Linked DNA regions of Homo sapiens: region 2 is linked to region 1. A link is a loop called in an ENCODE intact Hi-C map of the cell type or tissue named here. Cell type or tissue: OCI-LY7. All regions are shown on one strand.

Region 1 (2,500 bases):
ACATTTGACCTCCTCTCTTAGGTAATCAATAATATCCAATAATCAATAAGTAATAGTGTTTGTTATTTCTGAGGCCCATGTGTAGCTTCAGACTTTTAATTTAAATTTTCTCATTCAATTTTTTTTTTTTTTGAGACAGGGTCTTGCTCTGTCTCCCAGGTTGGGGTCAAGTGGTGTGATCATGGCTCACTGCAGCCTCAAACTCCTAGGCTCAAGCCTTGATCTTCCCACCTCAGCCTCCAGAGTAGCCGGGACCAGAGGTGAGTGCCACTATACCTGGCTAAATTTTAGGAAATATTTTTTGTAGAAATGAGGTCTCACTACGTTGCCCAGGCTGGTCTCAAATTCCTGGCCTCAAGCAATCCTCCCACCTCAGCCTCCCAAGGTGCTGGGATTACACACATGAGCCACTGTGCCTGGCCCACACTCAAACTTTTTAAGATGACAGCACAGTACCTTTCACAAGGATATCATATATTGAATTACTGAGCTGTGGTTCAAAAGTTTGTTCATGGTTTACCGTACAGACATTAACCACTGCTCAATCATTTCTAAAAACATATATAAAGTTGATGCCAATTCACAATCACCAGAATTTATTTTTAATTGTCATACTAATTTGGTGATCAGACCCTCTTCTATGTCAGAAACAAAGGGCATATATGTGAGTTGACTGCAGCCTTCTGACAAGGAGCAATTTTCTTCTAAGTAAGTTACAACTAAATTCCCAGCCTTGGTCTGTACACCCATGATCTAACAACTTTTTTTGCCTTTCTCAACAGTGGCCAAGAAAATATATGCAATTCATAGTAATTCATGATTTGGGATTTTATTTCTATGTAAAATGGGATAATTTTTAAGGACCCTGAAGTCCTTTAAATCACAAATCACTTTAGGGTAGCAGTCTATTCCTGCCAGAATTCGTTTACTGGAATTACAAAGTAAATAACCGTGAAAAGAAGATGGAGGTGAAAATCAAGGTTGTAGAGAATTTGAGAGGGAAACAGAAAGGGAATCATACTGCTTGCTTTTAAAAAAAAAATGCACCAAAGCTTTCTTCATTCAAGCAGTTGGTTTTGTTCCCTAACTGGTCCCCCACATATCTAAGTGCAATGAGTACATTCCCAACTCCTACTGCCAAGTTAAAATGAAAACGTTCTCAGTCTAGAAATGATTGAGGTGGTTTTCTTTAATCAAATTAGAGCAGCCAAATGTTCCTTTCAAAGGTAACTGTCTACTCTGCAGCTGTATGCAAACTACCACATCAAATGTGAGGGAAAAAATAGCGATAGAATTGTGTCCTTACAGTACAGAGCTAGCTGCAGAGATGGAGAAACAAAAGCATTTGTACAGTTAAGAATTACATTCACAGTGAGCTTCCAGAAATATGCTGACTTCACAAACTGTGAACAATGTATTGAAACTTCCAGTACATAATTAGCTATTTTGGGGAGGGGAGGAACATGGGGGGAAATGCCCCCTTAAAAACGGCTAAGCAGCAATAGATACCTTGAGTCATTTACCCTCCCAACCAAAGTTTCTCAATGAGAAACATTAAAAGACTGGCTGAGACTTCATAGGAAAAAAAAGTCTCATAGACCTTGCTTTTTCACTTCCTGTCTCCATCAAAAACACACCACAGTGAGTAAACTTGAGTATCCCGCAAGCTTCAATTAAGCTTGTAATGATTCATTTGCATGCAGAATTTATTCTTTTAAATAATCAGACATGGGAATTTCCTGCAAAGAATTAATTCATAGTGGGCTTATTTTTTCAGTTTGTTTCCCTTAAGAAAAATCAATTGGCTAACATTCCCAATATGATGTCAAATTAGCTTTTCTATGTTACAATTTATATCAGCTGTTGGTTTCAGGGATGGTATATCAACAGTATGAAAACCTAGAAGATGACAATGAATTTATATAGCCAGGTGCAATCAGCAACAGAAGAATGAAACAATGTTCTTTCTTCAATTATGGATCCTCTCCAGATGGTTATACTGTCCTCTAAATTAAGGAATGTGGAATAAATAGGGGAAAAGTATATCTCATGTGATCCCAATATTTCTCCAGAGCAGCTGTTCTTAAACTTTTTTGCTTCTGGTGAAATTAGCAGACAACTTCCTTGGTTCACATGCCCTTTGACATTACCCAAATTTAAGAACTGCTGCATAACAAAAACTTCCCGCAGGTAATAAGCAATTCTTGGGCTGCAGCCCTTCTGCTCCCAACCAGGAAAGCAAACTGAATTGCAAAAAAAAAAAAAAAAAAAAGACATTTTGATTATTCAAAAATTTATTTTAAGAAGTGTAATCAGACTTCCAGTTCAAAATGGTGGACCTATCACAAATATTTGCCTCCATTCTTTCTCAGTAAAAGAAATAAACCCATAATTACAAAAGGGCGTCCCACATACACAAAAAGGAGAGAATTTAGTAAATTTGCTGGGTGACTGAAAATAAACAGAAATAAGGTGATGGAAGAAGTCACCAAAGAGATAG
Region 2 (2,500 bases), 1.3 Mb after region 1:
AGAGATGTAGATGATGTTTTTGGTTTTTGGTTTTTGTGCTCCCCTTCCTGGGACCTTCTCAGCCATTCTACTGCCCACTTCTCTTCTGATATCCTATCATGGGAGAGAAGTCACCCAGCTGGCCATGCATCTATACAACAAATATTTACTAAGCACTTGCTTTGTACCAGCATTTAAGTACTTGGTCATGAGGATTCAGTGGTATATAAGATCTAGTCCCTTCTCTCAGAAAGGTTGTTGTTTAGTGGGATAGACAGACATATAAGCTAATAGTTCTAGTGTAATGTGTCTATAACAATAACAGAATGAAAACATCTATAGTAAAGATTGATAAGTTAATTTACTCTAATGTGTTACGTCATTTTACCCAGAAGTTTTTAAATGAACAGAAGAATATATATACATATATTCTCTTTCTTTCTCTCTGTGTCATTTCTATGGGTGAAATTTCTGGTATTTGTGATTAGGATGATGAGATATCTGATACCCATAGAGGTGACCACAAACTCTGTCCATAAAGCTGAGCTTGTTATAAATTTTAATTTCAACTCAGGGCTGGATAAATTCATAGAATGTTAAGGGTTCAAGGAATTTCACAGTGTATCTTATTGATTCATTTTACAGATGAGGACCCTAAGACCTAGAGAAACTAAGTCATTTGCTCAAGAAGACAAAGGTAATCATCAGAAATCAACATGAGATTTCAGCTCTCCTGATCCTTAGTACAACATGTGAAAGAAGATATGTTGTCTTTACTCACAGTGGAGGCATTTTTCTAGCTGTGTTTGATTTGGCTTCCCTATAGATTCAGGACCCATAACTCTTGTTCTCACTCATCTGCTATGCTGCTGATAAGGACTTTCAGGTCAACAGCTGTAACTGCTAAATGAAGTTAATACTCTGGAAAAAAAAAAAAAAAAAAAACCAGAAGGAACAGAGACCAAAAGATTGAAAGCCATTTGGAAATTTCTTGAGTGGTGTCTGGCAGGTCTTTTATGAAGATTATCATAAACCAGGAAAAAAAAAAAAAACGCCTGCTGACTGTGTTATCTGTAGTGCCTATTGCCTATTTTGGCTGATTCATTGATGGTGTAACAGATAACAGAATGAAAGGAAATGGTTTGGTTTCTATAAAGGAAAAAGAATGGTTTGTATAAGGAAACCATTAGTTTCCTGAGATTGCTATACCAAATTATCAAAACTTGGTGTCTTAAAACAATAGAAATTTTTTCTCCCACAGTTCTGGAGGCCAGAAACTCAAAATCAGTATTTGGCGGCTGAAATCAAGGTGTTGGCAGCACCCTCTGGAGGCTCTCGGACAGAATCTGTCCCTTGTGTCTAACAGATTCTGCTGGCTGCTGGCATTCCTTGACTTGTGGTCGTATCATTCCCATCTCCTCCTCCATAGTCATAACGCTTTCTCCTCTTCTCTGGCATTTGCATCCCTTTTATAAGACACGTATGACTGCATTTAGGGCTCACCAGGATAATGCAGGATAATCTTCCTATTTCAGGATCCTTTGCCACATCTTCAAAGTCCTTTTTGGCCAATAAAGTAATATTCACAGGCTCCAGGTTTTAGGATGTGGGTAGTGGTGTTGGGGTGGGGGGCAGATTTGGGGGTGAACAACCAGCCTACTACTGGTGGGTGACTGGTTATCCATCATTCTTAAGTCAGAAATGATGACCCAAAATCTCTTTTTGCTTTTGCTTCACTCATTTTGCATTTAATTACTAGGCTCTGCTTCTTCAGACACTTTTATTACAGTTTAGTTTTTGCTACATCCCTCAAAAATGTCTTATTATTTTCACGGCCTGTCATTTAGTTATGTTTTCTTCTAAGTGTTTGGCTGTCTTGGTCAGTGCTCTAAAGGAATTAAAATCACTTGGTCAGGGCTCTGAAGTAATTGGTCAGTGCTCTGAAGTAATTAAAATCACTGTGAAGCTGAATGAAAAATCAGAAGAAGAATCAAGAGACCTATGTTTTGCTTGTTAGGAGAACTGTGTATCCTTTATGTCTATTTTTGGAGTTGGTGGTAATTTCTGGTCAAGGAATCAAATGTTCTTATTCCTAACCATATAGTCAGATAAGATGGCTAAGGTGCTTTCATAATCACCATTGATTCACTGTCAGATGGGCCCGTGCTCTGTGACAACTTTTCAATATTATAGACTTTACCAAATAAAAAGGTATCTCCTCATTCTGTGCACAGAAAAAGAAAATGATGGATGAGTATATTAGCCAGAACCCTGTCGCAGAAAAATAAGCATGAGTGTGCCCTTTCATGCCTCCTGAGAACTCCTGTGCTAGACAGAGCCTGTTCAAGATGTCTTTTCTGACTTTCTGATTCCAGTTGACATCTAGGCATATAAGGCAACTTTGTGATGGGGCCAGAGAGCACCACACATTGTTGTGTATGAAATACTCTATTCAGCAAACAAGCCGTGCAGCAACAAGACCTAGTGTGGTCAAGGATGGTGGACTAAAAACCACTATGAA

What was found. Peaks named below come from ENCODE experiments on the same cell type or tissue, not always from the same donor. Only the 100,000 strongest peaks of a DNase experiment are listed, where the experiment ranks them.
Region 2: it touches region 1 in a loop (5-fold over the local background); 1 of 110 quality-filtered maps calls a loop at or near these places.

What each region holds. Positions count from the first base shown.
Region 1 is chr7:92,812,304-92,814,803 of GRCh38, forward strand. The region is part of intron 2 of CDK6 (cyclin dependent kinase 6); the gene reads right to left. Among named protein-coding and RNA genes, the nearest start is that of CDK6-AS1, 23 kb to the right of the region's middle. In OCI-LY7, no CTCF peak of the experiment used is centred here; DNase peaks (open chromatin) are centred at 1,268 and 1,568; H3K4me3 peaks cover 2,305 bases; H3K27ac peaks cover 2,500 bases.
Region 2 is chr7:94,063,802-94,066,301 of GRCh38, forward strand. LOC130890646 (a long non-coding RNA gene) reads left to right here. Exons shown (of 4, transcript NR_186703.1): 4 at 625-2,500. Among named protein-coding and RNA genes, the nearest start is that of BET1, 61 kb to the left of the region's middle. In OCI-LY7, a CTCF peak has its summit at 1,321 (motif pointing left); no DNase peak of the experiment used is centred here.